Linked DNA regions of Homo sapiens: all the other regions are linked to region 3. The links are chromatin loops, found by intact Hi-C in ENCODE. Cell type or tissue: PC-3. All regions are shown on one strand.

Region 1 (8,000 bases), 210 kb before region 3:
TACTGATAAAGAGAACAAGAAAAGAATAGTTAGGCAGCCTGAAAGGGAATAAACAGTATCTGTAAATTCCTCAGGCCATATAGAATTTTTCTATATAATCTTTGCAGACTGTTCGAAAACGGATATAAAATTGTCAGGGAACAAGTTCTGAAACAGATTTCTTCATTTGAGCTGTTCCTTTAGATGCACCCCTATATGACAGATGAGAAACAGCAAAGCTGAAAGTATTATTTGCTGATAAGAACCTGACCACTGAAACAGGCTTTCCAATGCTTTGTGTCGTTCTCTATTGAGAGTCATATCAGGACAACCTGCGAGTTATGGCTTCCTTCTATAGTGAGTGAGCACATCAGTTTCTTTTGGGAAGACAAGTTTTACTTTGAAAAAGTCTCCACCTTCCAACCGCAGCTAGTTGATGACAACTCCTTTAAGAAAACTCTCAAAAGATGATGGCATTGCCTAATCTTGCTTGCAGTTTTTAAGAAAATACTTGGCCTGGCGCAGTGGCTCACGCCTGTAATCCCAGCACTTTTGGAGGCCGAGGCGGGCGGATCACGAGGTCAGGAGATCGAGATCATCCTGGCTAGCACGGTGAAACCCGGTCTTTACTAAAAATACAAAAAATTAGCCGGGCATGTTGGCGGCGCCTGTAGTCCCAGCTACTCAGGAGGCTGAGGCAGGAGAATGGCCTGAACCCGGGAAGCGGAGCTTGCAGTGAGCCGAGATCGCGCCACTGCACTCCAGCCTGGGCGACAGAGCGAGACTCCGTCCCACCGTCCCAAAAAAAAAAAAAAAAAAAAAGAAAGAAAATACTTAAGATAACGAGGGATGCTCTCCAATTTACGTAGTAATTTATATGGCAAAGGAGCTTTAAAACTCCTTCATAAAATTAATGCTAAGATTAAAAGAAACTGATTAGATTTGCAACTTTTAAGGATTAGCATTTATTATTGAAGTTTTGTTGAGCCTAATTCATAGTCTAACTTCCTTTTTTGTACTTAAAATTTTTTTTGTTTTATATGAGTGCCAGGGATGAATAAATATCTCAACAATACGTAAGCATAATGGGATAGGTTTTTATTTTTAGTACCCTCTCATTCCACGTGGCAGGGTATTCTAGATAGGGAAAATGTTCAAATGTATAAAAATGTCTTGAAGATGTTAACCCCGCAATATTTTTATCTTCTTTTCCATTGTCTGCCCAATCAATACAAAAGCACCTAGTTTTCACTGCACGGCCAATATCAGCAAACACTACTATCAGGAAACTTAACTGTAACAAGTATCACAGCTAATCTTCAAGAACAGGAAATAATTAAGTCAGACACAGACAAAATAAAAATGACAGATGCATTCACAGCTTGCACCTCAATTCTTCAGGATGCCTCAAACCTCCAATGTGAATTAATTTTTTGTCGTAATGAACCATATCTCAGATTCAGAACCATGAGAGTTTTCATTCTGTATCATGTATCACCGTCTAGAAAACACAAGCTCATTGGGTTCTCCCAGCTGTGTCAGGGGAGGAAGTGTCCTCTCCATTTTGCATCTAAGGAAGAGGAGGAGCTGAGGGGTTACAGGCTTACTCAACGTAATGCAGCTAATAAGTGGTGATATGTATGCAGAATCTGTGTTTCAGTCCCATTTTTCCCTACATATATCTGGACAGAATTTCTACATCTCTGCAAATATTAAAGATGCCTACATTGACCAGGATTTTTATGAGCCCCTAAGTGAATTTGGGAGGGGGTAATAAATTACTAATAAAATTAATATATCTCTTTTCTTTTTTTCCCTGTCTGCCTCTCTCTCTCTTTCAATGCATACATACAAATATGTACATAAATAAACATGTATATATATTCTTCTTCTAAAGTCCTTCTCCTTCTTTCCTCCTCAAACTCCTATTAGTGACCTCAATACCTGCAGCCCCAAAAGAAAACACATTTTGACAAACTAGTCTTCTCTGCTTTCATTGAATGATATGTACGTGCACATACGATACAGACAAATATGCACACTTTTTTGTTATTATTTTCCAAAAAAGACATATATGTGCTTTTCTTGAGCTTTTCTTTTTCAGTCAGCAATACCATATGGAACACAATTCACTCATAGATCCCACCTCTTGATGGTAATCGCTCAATTCCATTTTTTTTTTGTTACTGCAAACATTGTCACAATAAACATTTTTGTACACATATCATATGCTGCTGCTTCTATTTATGGGAGGTAGACTCATAGGAGTAAGAATGCTCAGCCAAAGTTTATGAAAATTATTACTGTTACTACATTTTCCAGTCTACTTCTTTAAAATACTAAAACTCTAATTTTCTACCAGCAATATATGAGAAATGGCAGTTTCTCTTACCAAGACGTCTTTTACAATGATTCAAATTTACACCACGTAACTATTTGTATTATTATGCAAGCACATCCTAAAACATAACACCTTTACAAAGCTCCTGCACCTGTTCCACCAAGTAGGAGAAGAATCTGAGGCAAATCCCCATACTTTAGGCATTGTGACATTATGGCACCATTTTATGGAGGAAAGCCCACAGAAGCCCATGGGCATGATAGCTACATGGATCTCAGAGAGCAGGGGAATTTCATTAAGGTCCTGCAGCATCCAGGCTTGAATACTTGAAACTGACAGCAATGCTCTGGAATGCATTTCTCCCCTCTTATTCATCATCCAGTTACTTTTCATGCAGATCTCACAGGCTGGGATCTCCTGGCATTTTGCATGCATCTCAAAGATGGTTTCCATTACCCTTCTGGTCATGAAATTGTCATTCTGGACACGTGCCCTACACAACTAACACCAATCAAGAGTTTGTAAATATTTTAACATAACTCTGATGTTTTTTTCCTCAGTGGAAAATAGGCTTATGACATATGCCAGAGAAAAAGAAAAAGTTTTGTAGAAAGTGTGAAGCAATCGGGTGTTGATTAGAAAAATTTTTATTGTTACCAAATCATCATAAACTCAATAATGACAACAAAGTCCAGAAAAAGTATTTCCATTATTCATAAACATTCTGCCTGGTATTTTTAAAAACAATCTGCACCTATTGCTTTATGATGTTCTAACTATCCTAGCTGAGATAATGCCCTCAAGGTAGGTACACAAAATTCTATAAATCTTTCTTGAATCATAATAATGAGATGGAAAAAAATCATATAGTCCTAGGGCTGGCTTCCATATAGAACTGTCATTTTACCTGCCTACATACTGAGATCAAATGATTATAAGTAAACTTTTATGCCTATTATATTTTTAATACCATTTTTAAACATCTTCATAACTTCCTAATCATTTATACAGATTACTAATATTGTCAGGAAAGGCTTCAATGAATCCCTAATGCCATAGCCCTCAGAATTCAGATGGCTAATGTATGCTCCCTGAGAAGAAGTGAAGTAGAAGGAAGTAAACTATTTTTAGTTGAGCATCTACAATATATGATATTTTGATGCCCTCTCATCTTTAGGGTGAAAAATATCACAGTGCTTTAATATTTTAACATAAATCAAACTATTCTGTTTATTATTGAGGCTAATGATTCATCTCCATTTCATTGTAAAGCCTGGAATTGGAGCATTATTATATTTAGTAAATATTCAAGGGTCTTGAGTTGTAAATCTAGGTTTCCTTTAGTCCTTTTTGTAAATGTAACTGGGTATTGTAGATGTTACTGGGTATAAAGCTCCATAATTTTAATAACATTAGTACCCCAATGAAATTAACATATCGTAACTAACTTTTAAAGTGTGTTATTTAGCAAGGTTATTTGTAGAACTTTCCTGCAACTAGTGATTTTTACCCAGGTGGGTTAGCACCAGACCACCTAAAAGAAATCATAGGTCTTGAGATGTGAGTTAAGTTTTGGCAAATTTACAGGTGGAATGGAAAAGTAAGAATTAAATAGATCTATCTCTCTTTCATGGAGAGAAACTGCCTCTCCATTTGCTTCTCTAGTATATTCGCTATTCTCACCCGGTTTTTTGTATTGCCTGTACCTAACAAAACCAAGATATTTATGTTTTTAATTAATAGATTTCATTATAAAGCATCATTGTAGTGCCAACCGTCATAATCTTAAACACTAAGGTAGTTTAATTAGTATGTTCCAAAGTGAATAGTATATAACAATTTTGAGAACTTAAACCCATTAAAATATAATTTTTGTCACTTGTGAATAATGTCCCTTTCACAGAATATTCAGATTAAATCAGAATGTTGTTTTTAAATATAGTTTACTGGCCTTAAACCATAAATAATTCGGAATACCACTTAATGTGATTCTGTTTTTATGATATCATCAGGCACAAGCTGTCCATGAAGAGAAAAGCATAGATTAGGACATTTATCTACTCCTGACTTCCTCTGTAGTACCCAGCTCTTCCTATCTAATATCAAAATGGAGACCCTCAAACAATTTTTTTCAGTTTTCTTAACAGATAAACTTCATTCACAGATTAGAGAGTAAAGTTTATTGCTATGAAAGTCTGTTCAGAGAGAATACTAGAAACAACTTCCTGTGCTTATGGCAAACTTCTCAGTCTGTACTTTGCAAGTAATTTGTGGACTAGTAGCTATTGTAGTTTTGTTCCCTCTGTCTGGCAAATAACCATTGTCCCCGTCTGTGACACACAGTCTTGATTTCACTTGTATCTAAAGGTATCTTGCTAAGTAAGAGATGAACCAGATAGTGTTTAATATCTGGATATAATCACAGTTTGGGGCCAGCTCATATAATGACTCACTCATAAAATCCACTATTAGGTGGCTACTTACGCAAATTAATGCCTAGTTTTTTTGAGAGGCAAAAGGTACATCAACATATGTTTACTCCCTCTAAGCTCTAGATTTCATGGACCTGCGAAATATTAGGTTATGCAAAAGTAATTGTGATATATATATATATATATATATATATATATATATGCATATGATGTTGTTTTGTTTGTTTAATATTAGGTTACCTAAATATATTGTAGTAAAAAGTATATGAATACCTCAATTCTAAGTTGTTTATGTATACTGTATATTGCATTGTTGTGACATTCATCAAAGTAAAAATAGATATTTATAACAAAATTGTAGCTAAAATAACATGAGGGATCCCAAGAAAAATAAATCTGTGGATCTACAGATGAATACAATCTCATGCCATGAGCAGCTTGTGTTTATAAAGAAGTCACACCACAAAGCATGACTACTTTTGTTTTTGGTACATTTAAATAAAGTGGATGAAGTGGAAATTATGAAAGTCAAGTTTAAATTTCAGTAAAAAGCCCTTATTAACAAATCTTCACTTGAAAAATTAATTTAAACTTGGCTGGAATGTACAAGATTGTATGTCTTACATTAGGTAAATTATTGGCAACAACAGGAAGTAAGAATGACAACATTTCACTAAAATGCCCGGAATGATTATGACCACTAAAAGAGGACTACTATGTCAGAATTTACTTAATGTTATCACTAAAAAATCTGAGGAAGATAAGAGGAGACATATTCTTGCATTCACACGTGAATGCCTGGTAATATGTTGTACACGATCACAAATATTTCCACATTTAACTCTCTCCTTCCTTATACACAAAGGGGCCCAGTATAATACTCTGAGATAGCTGAAATCAGTCCTCCACATCCTGTGACCCTCCCTTATTCATTGTACTATTCTAGGTGTTATCTCTGGCCCCAACTACCCTTGTTAACCTAGGTTACACGCAGCTTAATGTAAGGTGAAAGTCATTCACAAAAGTTGAAAACTATGGCTTCTATTATGCAGAAGTGACAAAGCTAAATGAGAAGTTAATAAGTACACCCTCAAAAAATGTGTTCATCAGAAAAGCAGAGTGAAACAATCTCCTGCTAAACACAATTTAAAATGCTTTTTTACTGAAGAATATATAAAACATTTTATATGCTATAGGGAACTGTGATCTCTAAGAGGTATATGGTAGGCAATGTAAATAAATTCATTTGATAATAGATCTTTTCTTTTTTCAATTAAGCCCTTATTATCACATTCTGAGTATTTTTCCTATGGAACCCATGAAACTCAGTTTAAAGACTGATAAAGGAAAGGGAAAAAGCCTAATGTGAGATTTGTGATAACAGCCTCTTGGTAAAGATGAGCATTTTTCACGTGGAGGGCAAATACAAATGACTTATGATCATACCATACTGATCATTTCAAGGTACCTGTATGTAATACCTGTTCAACAGAGGGAGCAAAAAGTAAGAGTGAGCTCGCATGACAGCAAAGCAACACCAAGACAGAGGTTAGAGGAATAAGGAGCCCTGGGTGCAAAATATGGGGTGGCATACACTTGCACAGCCCTCACAGTATGGATCCTTTTAAATTTTGTGCCAGAGGCACCTCACTGTCCTCACCACCACTCAGCCCTTCGGAAAAAATGGACCACCTTACTTCATTCCTATGGCAGTTTTGCCTACCAAACCTCAAACTCTACTATAATATGTTGTAATGAATCTTAACAATTTAAATACTAAAAAAAAATTTAAAAAACAAAAATTTAAATTTAAATATTTTAAAAATTGCATATATATGCTCTTTGAAAAAAATTCAAAAAATATAGAAATACATAAAATAAAAAGTGAGGTTCTCTTAACCCCACAGTTCTACTCCTAGATATATTTCCAAGAGAATTAAACACACATTTACTTAAAAATTTGTACATGAGGGCTGGACACAGTGGCTCACACCTGTAATCCCAGCACCTTGGGAGTCCGAGGCAGGTGGATCACGAGGTCAGGAGTTTGAGACCAGCCTGGCCAAAATAGGGAAGCCAGCCTTCACTATTCAAAATAGGGAAGCCAGCCTTCACTATTCAAAATAGGGAAGCCAGCCTTCACTATTCAAAATAGTGACTATCTACTAAAAATACAAAAAATTAGCCGGGCGTGGTGGCAGATGCCTGTAATTCCAGCTACTCAGGTGGCTGAGGCAGGACAATTGGTTGAACTCGGGAGGCAGAGGTTGCAGTGAGTCAAGATCTCGCCATTGCACTCCAGCCTGGGAGATAAGAGTGAAACTCTGTCTCAAAACAAAACAAAACAAAACCTTGCACATGAGTGTTCATCACAGTATTATTCCTATTAGCCGAAAAGTAGAAACAAATCAAATGTCCATATTCATTTGCTTATGCATCAAATGCATAAACAAAATGTGGTATTATCCACCCAATGAAATCGTACCTAGCCCCAAAAAAGAATGACTTTATGATAGATGCTACAACACGCATGAAACTTGAAAACATTACACAAAGTGAAAAAAGACACAAAAAGCCACATATCATATAATTCCATTTGTATGAAATTTCCAAAATAAGAAAATCCACAGAAGTAGAAAGTAGACTAATATTTGCCAGGCATAGCGGATAGGGAAAATTGGGAGTTATTCCTAAGAGGAATAGGAGTTCTTGTTACAGTGATGGAATGTTCTCTAATTAGAAGGTTGCACAATATTGTGAATATATTATAAGACCAATCAGTTATACTTATTAAACTGGTGAAGCATATGCTATTGTGAAATATATCTAAATAATAAATTTTTAGAAGTTAAATAAAGTGTAAGTCTGTCCATCTTCTCTTACATAGCTAGAATTTACAGAGTACATGTTATATGCCTGGTATATTTGTAAATGCTTTACTGCATGAACTAATTTAATCTCAAAACAATCCTATTAGGCATTGTTTACAGATAAAGAAGTTGAAGTAGCAGGAGGGTAAAGTCATTGGTCCAAAGTCTGCTTCTTTTGTAAGTGGCAGAGCTGGGCTGACAAAATCAGGCAGTCTGGCTTCAAAGCTCATGCCGTCCACTAACTCTCCAGGAGTAACTACAATTAAAAGTTGGGATATACACTTCAAGATAATTTTCATTGAGGGAGTGCATGCACCCACCTGCATGAATGTGTGTAGAAGATAAAAATTATACACAGGGATGATACTGAGGGTCAGC
Region 2 (8,000 bases), 58 kb after region 3:
GGGAAACCATTTTATTTCTGTATTGATTGCTTACCTCTTATTATGGGCTGAATGTTTGTGTCCCCCCAAAATTTAAATGTTGAAACATAATTCATATTGTGCTAGTACTAAGAGGTGGAGCTTTTGGAGGTGTTTAGATAATGAAGGCTCCACTCTTATCAATAGAATTACTGCCCTTACAAAAGAGGTATGAGGAAGCTTATTGATACGGTTTGGCTGTGTCCCCACCCAAATCTTATCTTGAATTATAGTTCCCATAATTCCCACGTTGTGAGAGGGAGCTGGTGGGAGGTAATTGAATAATGGGGGCAGGTCTTTCCCCTGCTGTTCTCATGATAGTGAATAAGTCTCACAAGATCTGATGGTTTTATAAAGGGAATTTCCCCTGCACACGTGCTCTTGCATGCCACCATGTAAGATGTGACTTTGCTCCTCCTTGCTTTTGGTCATGATCGTGAGGCCTCCCCAGCCATGTGGAACTGTGAGTTCTCTCTTCTTTATAAATTACCCAGTCTCAGTTATGTCTTTATTCGCAGCATGAAAATGAACTAATACACTTATTCATTCCTCTAGCCATGTGAGGACACACAGAAGGTGATATCTATGAAAAACAGTCCCTCACCAGATGTGGGACCAGCTAGAACCTTTATTTTGGACTTCCCAACCTCCAGAACTGTGAACAATAAATCTGTTTATAAATTACCCACTCTAAGGTATTTTGCTATAACAGCCTGAATAGATGAAGTCACTTATAAGAAATGAGATATTTTAGACTTGAAAAATGATGATTCTCTCTGTGCTAAGCTTCTACATATCTCTAAAAAATTTTTCAATGTTATATAGGTTAATGTTTTATTCTTAATTTTGTTTATGATAATCATGTAGCATCATGATAGTCACTGTAGCATTATTAAATATAAAGCAGAATACAGTGTAGTTAGTGAAATAGCAAAACAGCTTAAAGTATGCTCAAATTTGAATCCATGTGAAACATGAAACAAATGAGTTGATGTTTTCGCTAAATCCTTACATACATACAGAATTATTTATTGACTTTTAGGTTCTCTAGATCTCTACTGTTGTTCATGGAGATAGATAATGTTAGCTGCTTTTCATATATAAAGAGACTTGAAGTTAAATGTGTCAAATCAACAAAAATGTACCAAATGTATATATATATACTTGTCATTTGGCGTTAAAACATTGAAACATGGATAATATGAAAATACGATTGCATATTAAGTTTCTATTAAATATATTTACATTCTAGTAGGAAAATTATTGAAGGGCCTGACAAGAGATTCTCTCTGAACCCAAGGAGTTTAAAATTGAAGCTGAGGAGAAAAGACAAACAGAAACAAATCTGCACCGAATCCTTCCAGTACCAATGTTAGATACATATTTCTATAACAAGTCAATTCCTACACAAATAACAGATTTAAGAACAAGAAAACCATTATCTTATTATTTATTTGTTTATTTTACTTTAAGTTCTGGGATACATGTACAGAACGTGCACGTTGGTTACATAGGTCTTCATGTGCCATGGTGGTTTGCTGCACCCATCAACCCATCATCTAGGTTTTAAGCCCCACATGCATTAGGTATTTGTCCTAATGCTCTCCCTCCCCTTTCCCCCCACCCCCTGACAGGCCCTGGCATGTGATGTTCCCCTCCCTGTGTCCATGTGTTCTCACTGCTCAACCCCCACTTATGAGTGAGAATATGCAGTGTTTGGTTTTCTGTTCCTGTGTTAGTTTGCTGAGAATAAAACCATTTTTTTATTAAGGAGAAAGAAATGGGCTAATTTGGGGAGGTGGTGGCTGTTAAGGTGAAGGTAACCAAGATCAGCATCAGAAAGCCTAAATCTTCAATTTGTGTTTTCTGTACTACAGAGAAGAGAATTTCAGCATGAAGATTACTTGAGAAAGCATAAAAAGGTAAAACAGCTGGAAACAACAATACAGATAATACAAAAATGATTATTATGTGATATGGTGTGAATGTACCCCCCAAAAATTCATATGTTGAAACTTAATCACTAATGTGATAGTTTTTAGAGGTGGGAACTTTAGGATGTGATTAAGTCATGAGGGTGGAGCCCTCATGAATGAGATTAGTTCCTTTATAAAACAGGTGTGAGGGAGCTGCCTACCGCCCTTTTACCCTTCTGTCCTTCTTGCCATGTGAGGATACAGCATCTCTTTCTTCTTGAGGATGCAACAGCAAGGTACCATCATGGAAGCAGAAAGCAGCTCTCACCAGAAACAAAACCTCTGGGTTCCTTGATCTTGGACTCCCCAGCCTCCACAAATGTGAGAAATAAATTTCTACTGTTTATAAATTACCCAGTCTGTGGTATTTTGTTGTAGCTGCACAGAGGGGCTAAGACATTACGTGCCAAGCACTACTTTGAATGTTTAACATATTAACTCATTTAATCCTTGCAACAGCTATTAGGTTGGTGCAAAAGTAACTGTGGTTTTCGCCAATTACTTTTGTACCAACCTAATATATGAAAGGTGGGCTAATGTTATCTCTATCACATATGTGATGAAAGAAACACGGAGAGCTTCAGTGAACTGGCCTAGGTCTTAAAACTTAAAAGTCACAGAATTGGTCACAGAACTGGGCAGTCTGTGTCCAGAATCAGCACTCTCCAATGTTATGCTATCTTTCTTCAAAAGCTGAACAAGGAGAAGAATGCACCCATTCAAATTATAACCCGAGGTACCCAAAGATGAAAAAATGGCAAATATTTCAGTTTCAGAGGAGGAAACTATGTTATGAAATACTCCAGAAAACAACATATATTTAAGTGTATCATGCCCTTTAAATAAGGAGCGATATAATAATACAAAATGTGTACAGGAGAAATGTGGCCACCAACTAATCAGAATGGACTCTAGCTAGACTGGTGCAATCAGCTGAATATCAGCCTTCTTCAAACTATGGGAGAACAAGCTATTAGAGTACTGAGTTTAAATAGTAAATATTTCTATTTTGTCTTTATTGTAATGAACAAGCCCTGTCTTTAGCTCCTGCTGTGCACTTTTGGAGGGTCTTCCATATGGTTGCTCCTAAGTATTTTGGCATTTTCCCAACTGTTACAATTGGGTCAGTGGGGGGGATTGTATAGGAGTAATAAAACAAGGGTGACTGCAGCAGGGAGGAGTACGATTACTACACACATAACAGCTTATTGCCTCTCATGCGTTCAAGCACAGCTCTATGCCATTCATTACAACAGACAGCCAGGGCAAACTGCCATAGAGCTCACTCCAGAAAAGGCCCGGTCTTGAGTGCAGAGACTAAATCTTCTCACTTACATGTCTTCCTAATGTTTCCTTACTTCATCTTCCCATATCGAGAATAACTTGAGGAGAAGCAAAACAATTATATCTTGCATATTACTACGTCATTCTTAAGAAAGTTTTCTTGAACAGACTCTCAGCTAACTTTTAGCAGCAGCAGCAGCATTATCAGTGGCTATGAGGGCTTGGATATCTCAGGAGGGGAAAAATGGGAAAGGCTGGCCTGATTATCATAAATAATAATCCTTGAGACATGATTCATAAATCCAGAAGTGGCTAATAATATTGACATTATTGTTATAGTGTCAATATTATTAGCCACTTCTGGATTTCTTCCATATCAGAGATAATATTTATGAAAAAAAAAATGCTACCATTATTTTTATCCTGTGGAAGGCAGTGTTGCTTTAAACAGTAGAGACTATATACAGGTACGCACGCATAGGTTGTATTTTCCATTTTATACATGCAAGGATTCTTTAAATAATTCATTACATTTTTTCTTTAACATGATATGCAGTTTTTCACAAAAAGCCCAAATAAACGGCTGTGAGGAATTCTAATAGGATCACCGTATAGCCATGACACTTTATGATTCATGATTTACAAGAAATTAAGAAATAGAGCTGGAGACATTTAGACCAGCCTACAAATTTGTGTGTGTGTGTGTGTGTGTGTGTGTGTGTGTGTGTTTTAATGTTTCCAGGCAAGAACCTTAAACAAAAAGTGTAGCATTAAAAAACTTCCCTTCGTCCTCGAGACCCCCCCAACTCTAGACACTGGATCCCCGGAGACCCACGCTGGGTCGTCGGAGTCTGGAGCCGGGGGCGGCAGGTGAGCGGCTAGGGTCCTGCAGGGGTCTGCGCGGTGCGGGGGAGGTCGCCGAGTCAGTCAGTGCCGAAAGGACCGCGAACTCCAGGGGCCAACAATCACCGGGTACGGAACTCAACGTTTCCGCCAGTTCCTGGATTACTCGAGTAAAAACAAACAAACAACAACAACAACAACAACAAAAATACTAACAGCAATGGGACCGTAATAAATCAACTCGGAGTGGGTACAGGCGGTTCCGGGACAACCCACACTTAGTCTAGGAGCCCGGAGATCCCTCATCCAGCTTTCCCCGGGGCAAGGGGTGAAGCGCTAAGCAAGGCTGATCACTGTCCTCAATCATCACCCAACCCGCGCACAGAAGCCGTGGCCCCACGCTCTCCTATCCCCGCCAGCTCCAGACTCGCCCCGCTGCCAACTCCCGGTGCAGGAGGAACTGGCAGCCGCAGACGTGAGGAAAGCGGCCGCGGCTTCAAACTCCGTAGTGCGCAGGCGCCACACAACGCGCAGGCGCCGCCTAGAAGTGACTTCTCCAAAAAGTGTGTTAGTTCCCGGTCACCTGAGCTCCGGGTGACGCGGCTGCGGTAGCTGCGGATACAAGCCTTCCGCGGGTCCTGCCTGGCGACCCCGACCTCCTCCTGCTGTCTCTCCGCTCCGCCACCCCGAACCCGCCAAGGTCCTGTCCTTTTCCTCCTGTCCTTTGCCAGCGTTGGGCCGGACCGGGCCGAGCCGGGCCGCCCGGGCGCAGTCTTTAACCATGGCGTCCCTCTTCAAGAAGAAAACCGTGGATGGTGAGTTCCAGGCCGGGCTGAAGGGGCCCAGCTCTGCGTTTTCTCGGCGTCTTTCGAGGCCTGCTGGCCGCGATTCTGCCTACTGTCCCTGGAGGCGGGGCTGGATCAAGTGGTCCCACAGGTGACCGCCCTCGCGGCACCACTTCTCTGCCTCCCTCTTGCTTCTGACTCACCTCACCTTAGGCTCACCTAGGCAGTCTGGTTGCTTCCCTATCCTCACGATTCCCCCACCCTCGGGTTTTCCTCAGCAGGATCCTGAGCGTTTCGAGGAGGCTAGCTGGCCCTTGAGTGTCAATAAACTTGGAAATCTGATGGATTTCTTGTTGGTTTCCTCTGCTTCGATTGTTGCTCTTCAGTTGGGCGATATACTACTTGTAGGCATCCATACAGGAAACTGGCAGTCTCGGAATGGGGAGGGAGGGGATAACAGGCTCCAGTTAGGAAATGAAGTTGGGTCTGGGTCAGTTGCTTCTTTAAGAACACCCCATCAGTAAAGAGATGTGAAACAAATGCTTTTTTGATTAACCCCAGTAGAAAAATAAACCCAAGGGAAGTGCCCAGATTTAGTTTTCATAATGGATTTTTCTCCCTTATGATTATTTTTTGCCAACTAAAGAAAGAGATGGGGTATATATTGTCTTCATAGAAGTTTAACATGTAAAGATAATTGTGTTGTTTCCCGCATTTAGCTTAATATCATCTTAAGCGGGGAAAAAAGTGAATGTAAAGGAATGTACAAGTTTTATGGTGCTCATATGCGATGCCTATAATGTGTTTATATAACACTTGATGTTTTCATTGATTGCTACCAGGAATTAAATTCATTCAAGTTATTTAAAAATTGTGTTCCCCATTATATGTTTAGTCTAGGTTGTTGCTGGTTCAACCAAAGAATCACTTCTTTGTAAGGGTCTAATTCTGCCACAAAAGGAGCAGTGGTAGCTAGACAGTGATTGGTACAAATAGGGTGCTCAGTCCAGACCTGGACGTAACTCCTTCATTCCTTTGTGTTGACTATTCCAATGCCAGCAAAATTATTTTGGGGAGGATAACAAAGAAGTCATCTCTGCTCTGCTGCTGTACACTTCATTTCAACACATAATCTACTTTACCTCTAATTTATCAGATGACATAATACATTTTTCCTTACTCTGGGTGACTGAACATTTTTTTGATTTATTGACTTTTTATTAAGTACCATTTGCAATACCTGGAATAACTACCAACTTCGTATATTAGGTGATACAGTGATGTGAAATGGATTTTATGTGTGCTTTTCATGAGAATGCTGCTTAATCTTTAATATGGCACTTTATTTTTTCAGTGTTTTAGCTGCCACTGTTGTGAGCTTCACTTATTTTACAGTACTCCAGGGAGTGGGGGTGGGGGAACGATTTATTTTCTTTTTGCTTGAGTTTTATATAGTTACAGTTTTTTTTTGTTGTTTAGTTTTATATAGTGAGAATTTACTAAATGGAGAAAAAATGGTTTCATCTCCTTTACTGTGATGTTACAATTAGAGTTAATTTTTTTTTAACAATAAAAGCCAAGCATACTAGTTTTAATCGCCTAATACCTGTCAAATATTTTCAAAGACATAAATCTCAGTTCTGTGCTTCCTGGTGCTTTTGGAAATTTAGTGACTATTGTACTTGAAGTGTAGAGGAGAGAAAAAAAGACAATGGGGATGTGCAATGAGTGTTTAACTGTATACTCATTTGCAGTTAATTCTTCCAAGAAATAATGTTTTTGCTGAATAGACTTATTTGTAAAAGAGTCTTAAGGACTCTTGCTAGGAACTATGCCACTAAATTAACCATATGTGCAATTTCCAAATGTAAATTTGGCCAGCAGGTACATTTACTATAAACTACCAAGATGCATACTTGATGTTTTCTTATATTATTGTGTCAATTCCAGTCATTTACTGACATCTTAATAAATAGATCTGTATTTTCGTTATTTTGATATAGAGCTTTACTTTTTTTATTCCCTGTTTTATTGAAAGGAAGTTTTTTTTTGTTTTGTCTAAAAGGTGACAGCATTCTTCTTGGTAATGAGGCTGTATATTATGAATATGAAGTTTAATGTATTTTTATGTCTCTCAGATCGTTGGATTGATCATGAGCTCTTTTATTGTATGCTGACTTTTAAATCTGTTCCAGCAGTAATGAAATTCTGATATATAAGGGAAACATGTACCTGCCTATAGATCTGGGGAATAATTGAATCTTTTTTCCTGTTTGGATTGGCTGGAAGAGTTATATACTGTATCATTAAAGACTACTGCACATGTAAATTTAAAAGGAAGACAACATTACAGCACTTATTACTATTCAGAGTTATGTTTAATTCATTTTGACACAAAGATGAACAAGTCTCTGCGGTGTATACTTTGCTGTAGAAATTAATGAGAGGTATACCTCAAGAGAAGGGAAGGATTCTTTGGAATTTGAAATTACAGTTGAGTACTACTTGGTTTTTCTTTTACCTGTGTAAGGATATACATATATATAGTGTGTTATGTTTACCTACAGTGTTTATTTTCCCCCTTTGTAGATTAATAGTGACCTATTTAGGGAAGCTAATTATGAACCTGTAAATCAGGATCCCACTAGGACTTGTCACAAATGCACAACTAAACATGCTTAAAAGTGAAGTTCTTTAAACACTATATAATTTTTGTCTGTTAACCTCAGTAAAGACAAATTTGACTAAGCCAACACTGTGCTAAGCATTGTGCATGCCATGTCTTATTTCTCATAAAACATATAAGTACTCATATAACATCCTTATAAAATGAGAAAAGCAAAGGACTAAGTCGTGTGTTCAAGATCATACAGCTATTAAGTGTCAGAACTAGGACCTCATCCCTTTGAGTATTATTATTACTTTTTTCTTATTAGAGATTGATACATGACACAGTTTAATTTTGCTCTTATCAAGCACATGGAATTCTCAACTTTTGGTAGATACCATGCAACGTTTACATTCTTTCTGGAACCAGACTTTTCTTTCGGAATTAGTGGTAGAACTTTACTTTCTAATGGTGGTGGAACTGGAA
Region 3 (8,000 bases):
GTCTTCACATTGGTCCATTCTGCTTCTGCCAATCTTCCTAAACTTAGTTTGCTTTATGGAAATGTTCTGGCTCCTTCCCCAAATCAAACTTACCAATTCTATGACTTATTTTTTTAATACCCTACTCTTTTATAGAAAAAAATAAATTCTTCTGAGAATACTAACTAACACTACTGGTATATCACATTACCCTTCCCAAGAGATAAACGTATGAGACACAAGTAACATTTATGACGACATTATTTTTTGGAGAAGACTTCAGTGTTATAATCAAAAGTATACATAGAATGGTAGGATTTTTACAAATAATAATAGGATAGTAAAAAGATATTTTGTGTGAAACGATCTATTTTTCCTCCTTAAATTATTTTATATAGACTGCAAATTATTTTATACTTATTTTTTGACTTGGCCACAGCATCCGTACAATAATAGATAATAGATGTCTGATGTTTTTGTAAAAATAACTTAATACAGATATACTTTTTGGAGAAGGATGCTTGCACCTAACTTATTTAGCAATTATTTCTTAGGTTTCAATTTAATATTAGTATCTTCCCTCTTGATCAAAAGCAACTAAATTTAAAGTGGAAATACCTTCATTTTATTCTAGGAAGAACATATGGACCAAAATTTTTTGAGATTTAATCTCAGCTCTTTTACTTGCTGACTTCATGACAAGATTCTTGACCTTAACCTTTCCAATGTTCTGTTTCAATAGGAAAAATCCATATAACTTTTAGGGTTGCTGTAAAAATTAGAATGAGTTCTTTTATGTGAATACATTTAAAAATCATGAAGATCATGAAAGTTATTATTTTTATTATTATAACCAAGGTTTTAATATTATGCCTATTGTATCATTAATCAGTTTTCTTGTTGTTGTTTCTGTGATATTTTTTATTTAGAAAAAAATTGACCTTCCCTAGCTAAATTCCTTTTTTTCCTGTAACTTTTTAAAATTAAACTTTTAATTCTGGGATAATCATAGAATTATATATCCTGTTCAGTGAAATGTCTGTTTATTGATTTTGGCTTTTTCTAATTGGATTGCTTTTACTGCTGAATTTTGAAAGTTCTTGTGTTTCACATACCAGTTTGTTTTTTTTTTTTTCAGTCTGGTGCTTCTCTTTTCATCCTTTTAAAGTGTCTTTCGTAGAGAAAATGTTTTAAATTTTGATGAGGTTCAATGTACCAATCTTTTTTTACAGTTTATGTTTGGGTATTAAATCTAAGATGACTCTGCCTAGCTATAGATCCCAGTAATTTTCATCTATTTTTTTTCTAGTGTTTTATACTTTTCAATTTTACATTTAGGCCCATGGCTAATTTTGATTTCATTTTTGGTAAAAGGTGTGATTTTTAGGTTGAGATTCATTTCCTTGCCTATGGATGTCCAATTTCTCCAGTATAATTTGTTGAGAAGTCTATCCTTACTTCATTGGATTCTTTTGCACCTTTGGTGCAAGTCAGTTTGGCATATTTTTGTCTGTCTTTTTCAGTGTTCTCTATTCTTTTTATGTATCTATGTGTCTATCCTTCTGTTAGTACCACACAGTCTGGCAATAAGCCTTATGTATTAGGTAGATTAATTTCTCCCACTTTATTCTTCTTTTTAAAGATGATTTTAGCTAATCTAGACCCTGTGCCTTTTCCATGTAAATTTTACAAAGAATTTGTCTAAATGTATACAAAACTGCTGAGATTGTTACAGGAATTCTATTAAATGTATAAATCTATTTGGGAATAATAGACATCTTTATTATGTTGAGCTGTCCAATCCATGAACATAGTATGTCTCTTTGATTTGTTACCATAAAAAATTTTTTTTTACTTTCCTTGGAGTAATTATAAATGACACTGTATTTTAATTTTAGCTTCCTCATAGTAATTGTAGAACAGAGAAATGTGTGTTGACTTTTTATTCTGCAACTTTGTGGAACTCACTTGTTAGTTCTAGGAGCATTTTTTATAGTTCCTTTGGAATTTTCAATGTAGACAAACATGGCATCTGTAAATAAAGACAATTTTATTTCTTCTGTTCTAATCTGTGTATTTTTTATTCCTTTTTCTTGCTTTATTGCCATGATTAGATGTTCCAGTACTAAGTTGAGAGAGAGGTGAAAATGAACAGCCTTATCTTATTCACAATTTCAGAAGAAAACATTCAGTCTTTCTGTTAATCTATACTTAGATATCCATGGAGAATAAATATAAGAGTTTCTGTGTTATTTTCATTTCTGAATTAAGTATCTAAAAGCAAGACTGAGCCCCAAAACAGACAAGTGCATAAAGTCATGGAAAATGTAGAAAACAAAAACTGCATAACACAAAGCCCTAGCCAGGAGTTAGGGAGGGTATCAAGGAGAGAAGGTATCAAGACAGGTAAATTATAAATATTTACTGGTTTGCTTAAAGGAGAGAATGAAAATGAATCTAAATGTATTAATGATATTCTGAGTTTAAATTTGAGGCTAGCAGGCAAATTATGATGCTCTTAAATGTGGTAGTTAAATGTTAAATAGAAAACTGTTTTATATGTATGTAATTCTGGAATTCTGTATATATGTATAATTTATTTCAACCCTCTATAATTTTAAAAATTTGCTATTTTTAACTTAAAACACCCTATCTATATGTATATATACAGCATTCTACAGTTACAAACATTTGTATTTACACATGCCCCATTTTATAGAACAGTGAGGATTAAAAAATATTTTCTATATCTCTTATGTGAAACTCCACAAAAAGATATTCAAATATAGTCCTGCCAAATTTTACATAAAAGATGTGGTGAAATGAGTATGAGAATGCTTCAGTAAAGATACATCAAATCAAAATTTACTAATAAAAATAACACATATTCTCAGACACACTATAGAGGGAAACACATTAGATATCCTTGAAGTTTACAGCTGATTAGATCTGAAAATTTGATCTTGATGGAGATTGGTGAAATGATTTACTCTGGCTCATTTGCAAATGTATGTAATTTTCAGAAATGTAAGTTATCCTTTTTGCTTTAAAGAAATGTATTTTTAGTGTAGTCAGAATATCCCGATGCATAAAGTAAAAAATTATGCATATGCGAAATGAGACAGTCTCGGTCTCCTAGTTTTCCATTTGAATTAGACAAATAGGGATCTAGTAGGTAACATGTCTCCTGAAAATATGGTTACATTTTATAAGAGTGATTAAGTGGTCCAGTGCTCAAAGAATGAGATAACATTTTGAAATCAGCTAAGAATTCAAAGAACCCAGAAAACGTTGATGAGTGCTTTTCGAAAAACCTTATGAATAGGTTAGTTTCAATTTTCTGATTTCTACACGGAAAAAAAGAGACTGCTACTGCCATCTGTTGGTCAAATAAAACATCGTCAGCTCTGGTCAACTGATTGCCTTGCTGTTAGGCAAAACCTTTGAAAGCAGGCAAAACCTTTGAAAGCGTGCAAAGGAGTTGTAGTAACCCCAGTTTAGCTATCTCTGGATAAACCAGATTCTGTTAGAATATCAACTAAATATCAAACAAAAGGCTACTGTTAAAATAAACTTTCTGCCCAGTGCATTGTTCTTTCCTAGTGTTTTCTGTTTAAGAAAGGGAGGATGTTCACATCTTGACACGAAGGGATCTGCAAAAACAATGTAGCTCAGAACTGAAGTATCTGTGGGTCATTATGTTTTCATGTGTGTGTATTTGTATGCATATGCTGTGTGGGGTGTGTGTGTGTGGATGCAGGCGTGGGTGCGAGAGAGCAAGAGAGACAGACAAAGGGACAGGGAGGCACACAGGGACCGAGACAGGGAGGCAGAGAAAGAGATAAGTGGAAGAAAGGGATGGAGGATAAGAACATATGTAGTAGATATTCTACCTATAAGGCACAAGCAGTTTGAAAACACCCTTTCCATCATTCTAATGAGAGCATTATCTTCAGAAAATGACCATTAGCCAGGAGGCCAGAATTGTTCCTTGTTACTCAAGGTGTAGACCCCAGCAAACTGTATCAGCAGCACCTGGCTGCTTGTTAAGAATGCAGAACATCAGAGTCAATTCTAAAGTCAGAATCTAATTTAGAAATAGGTTTTTTTTTCAGATTCTTAATCTGCATTTTTAAGCAGAACATCATAGTCAACCCCAAAGTCGGAATCTAATTTAGAAATTGATTTTTCAGATTCCTAATCTGCATTTTTAAAAGATCTTCAGATGCACTTAATATAAGCACACATATATATATATATATATATATATTCACTTATGCTTAAGAAGATGTTCTAGTTTGATTTCATCAATGCATTGAAACAGATTGTTTGGCATAATTGTCTATTACATTCATTGATTCAAAAATGCACATTTTAAATTTATATGTAACATTTTTGAAAGTGTGATGTGTACTATAATCTATAGTGTCAGATAATTTATTTAGTAATAGTGGTTTTTATTTTACTTTAGTGGCATATAGCATAATGATGTGTCTTCAATTAAAGAAATGTTGAAATATAGTAAGCATCATTTTGTTAAACAGAGAAGTAATCCCGTGAGATGAAACATAGAACAGATAATAAAGAATAGCTAATATTTGCTGATTACTTATTATATTCTAGATGCTATGATAAGTGCATGCATTGTTATATTGAATCATGCGAGGCATTCTAATAAGCCACATTTTATAGACAGAAACTAGGGCCAGTTAAATAAACTTTCCATGTCACTGTATGAATTGTAAATATTAGATTCATATTTTTCATCATAAACTATTATTTTGGAAAGATGCTTAGTGAGTGCTTACCTTATCTTGCTGTGTTATTAAGGGCCAGCCTCCTAAGATATTAGAAAACACATGTGTCTTGAAAGTGTGGGGAAAAGCCATAGGAATTCTCTAGGAATATCTGTATTTGATAAAAAATTTTTTACACATCTATTCTTTTGTTAATGTTACACAAAGAAATGAGTGCTTTCTAAAGTAATACCATCCAGATTTTACCTCCTATCTTTCAGGCAAGTGCCATGGTATACAACTTTCATAAACTACATTGCTCAATGACAGCATCAATACCTCCAATTTGGGCATCCTCCAGGGAAATGGTCATAATCGTAATCACTATCAGTTGAGTACTCACTGTATCTCAGGTACTGTGATAAGCCCTTTGCATACGACAACATCCACATTATTATGTTCATTTTGCTATTATTATTTTAGCAGAGACGAAATCTCACTATGTTGCCCAGGCTGGTCTTGAACTCCTGGCCTCAAGCAATCCTTCCACCTTGGCCTACCAAAGTGCTGGGATTATAGGCATGAGCCATCAATTCCAGTCTATCATGTCAATTTTGAAGATGAGTGAAGAGATCTTAGAAGACTTGAGCTCTCAATGTTGTACAACCAGTAAATGGTGGAGCTGAAGCTTCCTAATTTGAATTCACATGGATGACTAGTAGGAGAGGTGAAGAAGCATTTATTAATAAAGTTGCTGCAAAGATAACAAAGCTGACAAAAAAGGTGCCTGATTTGCATGAGACAGTCTGATTTATGGTTTTTCTTCCAGGTTGTTAATGAGGGCCCCTTGCACTATCAACATTGTCCTGGCTTGAACAATAAAACATAGTTCATCTCCATGTAGTAAGCTAACCAGGATAATTCATAAACAATCAGAATTGGGCTTCATTCTTAGTGAGTTAGGGTATTTAGAAGTAGTGGGTTCCATTCAAGTTACTTTGTGTGCACCTCAAATAACTGGCTGCTGGATACTTAAATCAGAAGGATAAATAGAGAAGTATTTGCATGGCTTGGTCCAAATCATGTATACAAATGTGATTTCTAAGGAATAACAGCACCCTAAAGCTAGATCATCAGGGCAAGGACTTGCTTTGCTGACACCAGTTTAGAAATAAGCATATTTATTACACTATATAAATATTACTAATAAGAATGTTGATAATAACTCCCCATTAAAGGTTGCACTCACTGCGTGAAAGCCTACGCCTGCTGATACATTGCCCACAGGTTAAGTCAAGTTGATATAAATACTGTAGTGTGCCAACAGAGAAGAATAACACAAACACAAGTTCCAAACAATTATGGAAAAAAGCCATGTCGTATTGCACTAAGTATTTTAAAGGCTTTTTTACTGTAATAAAAACATACCATAGACATATATTGTTTTACAATATATATATTTTTTCACAATTGTAAAACTTATGTCATTCATCATTTTAATTGGTATGAGAGCATGACTGAGATCTGAGTAGAACAAATTGTCTCAGGTATGCTTAGAAGATCGGTTCAGCTTAAATTAAAAGGTGTTTTCATGCTGGGCAGATGCAGAGATCTCTTTGTTTTGATCAATTTATCTCTGCAACTCTAGAAACACCTCACATATTGTCATAATATTTCTCACTGTTATTTGAATGCATAGTGAAATAATATAGTTATCAAGTGACACTTTCAATGTGTTCATTTGTGAAATAATACTTTCAAAACACAAAAATAGTGTAATACCAACACAATATAAGTGACCAAAAAACAGAAGGATGAATAGGAATGGCAAACCAAAAGGAACTTCTTTATCTCCAAAAGGAAGTCTAAATTTTCTGATATTTTTCTTGTGGAATTTTAATTCTAAAATTGCAATAAAGAATCTTAGATTTAATGCCTCTAAATTTATTTTGGCAAAGTTTTTGCGTAGTCAAACTTCTATCAATATGAATAATTTAAAAGGCTTTATCTTCTCTCCTCAGTAGCATAAATTTTGCTATACTTCTTAAAAAGTTCTCTCTCACACATTGATAACATAACCATCATCTTCATATCTACTTTTTGGGGGGTTGAAAAATAAAAAAGGAATCTTAGACCAGTAGGAAATACAAGGGAAAAATCTAAATGATTTTCTGAAAGTTTTAGACTGTATAGTATAAAAACTGGGTTACTCCATCCCTAAGATGAATTCTTAGTCATGACTTTCATAGTTAATTTCTTACTCTTTCTACTTTTAACATGTAACTTCTTTTCTTTTTATGATTGTATTAATTAATAGGACTATTCGCCTGTTGATTTGTCCGTATTCCTATTGAATTTCTACAAACAGCTTTGTATTTCATGTGGTATTAATATATTTTTCCTGTTTGTATAAACACAGAAATTAGGAATAGTGAGAAAATTTCACACAGCCACACATAAAGCAAATAATTACAGCATACTTCACTCTGATATCATAATAACAGCTACTGTTTATTTGGGCCTATCATGTACCATACACTTTATAAATTATCTCAACAAAGCTGCAAATTATTATCATCATTGTACAAATTAAAAAATTAGGATTCAGAGAATTGGAATGATATGCTGAAAGCCACAGTGTGATGTTTGTATTTGAACTCTTATCTGTGTGGTGCAAAACTTGAACTTTTCTCACTATACTATTTTGTGGTAATTATCTAATCTATAACATTATCTATCTATCTAATCTAATGCCAACATTCTCTGTGCTGTTTCAGGCCCTAGGAAAGATAACGTGCTCAGACTAGTCACCACCAAAGAAAAAAAAAGCGGTATTTCTTTAAGGCAGAAGAGATCTAAACATGAGGACTAAATTAGGAAGATGGATTAGGGGGATAACAGTGGAGATACTATACATACTCCAATTACTTACAAACTATGTAGGGAAATGTAATTTTGCTTTAGAGATGTTACATATATTCTTTGAACTTTAATGAAAAAATCATTTATTCCTTTAGCGCAAAATAACCCTCCTAAATACTAATTGATATATTTATTGTTAATCTGTTAGGAAACCATACTTAATTGACGCCTATGCTCACCCCCCAGTTTATTCCATTTTATTCTTAGTTTTTCTTTTGAAAAGATACTCTTTACAGTAACTTAAACAATACCAACACAAACATTTTAAAGTCTTTCTACATGGAGATATTTGTTTCTTTACTGCTCCTTTTTCTATTTACGCGTCTTCTCCAAACATTTTTAAAAATCTATTGATTTTTTATA

What was found. Peaks named below come from ENCODE experiments on the same cell type or tissue, not always from the same donor. Only the 100,000 strongest peaks of a DNase experiment are listed, where the experiment ranks them.
Region 1: it touches region 3 in a loop (4-fold over the local background); 16 of 110 quality-filtered maps call a loop at or near these places.
Region 2: it touches region 3 in a loop (4-fold over the local background); 4 of 110 quality-filtered maps call a loop at or near these places.

Annotation. Positions count from the first base shown.
Region 1 is chr3:86,956,013-86,964,012 of GRCh38, forward strand. All of the region lies in intron 3 of VGLL3 (vestigial like family member 3), which reads right to left. Among named protein-coding and RNA genes, the nearest start is that of VGLL3, 31 kb to the right of the region's middle. In PC-3, no CTCF peak of the experiment used is centred here; DNase peaks (open chromatin) are centred at 2,679 and 4,709; H3K27ac peaks cover 976 bases.
Region 2 is chr3:87,222,621-87,230,620 of GRCh38, forward strand. CHMP2B (charged multivesicular body protein 2B) reads left to right here and starts at 4,689. Exons shown (of 6, transcript NM_014043.4): 1 at 4,689-4,936. The coding sequence starts at 4,903. MIR4795 (microRNA 4795) reads right to left here and starts at 3,657; the gene lies at 3,569-3,657. RefSeq lists enhancers at 4,141-4,280, 4,391-4,450, 4,541-4,590, 4,641-4,710, 4,781-4,900. In PC-3, no CTCF peak of the experiment used is centred here; DNase peaks (open chromatin) are centred at 4,631, 5,111 and 5,931; H3K4me3 peaks cover 4,791 bases; H3K27ac peaks cover 1,974 bases.
Region 3 is chr3:87,164,706-87,172,705 of GRCh38, forward strand. No RefSeq gene overlaps it. Among named protein-coding and RNA genes, the nearest start is that of MIR4795, 58 kb to the right of the region's middle. In PC-3, CTCF peaks have their summits at 3,362 (motif pointing left) and 3,561; a DNase peak (open chromatin) is centred at 3,366; H3K4me3 peaks cover 814 bases.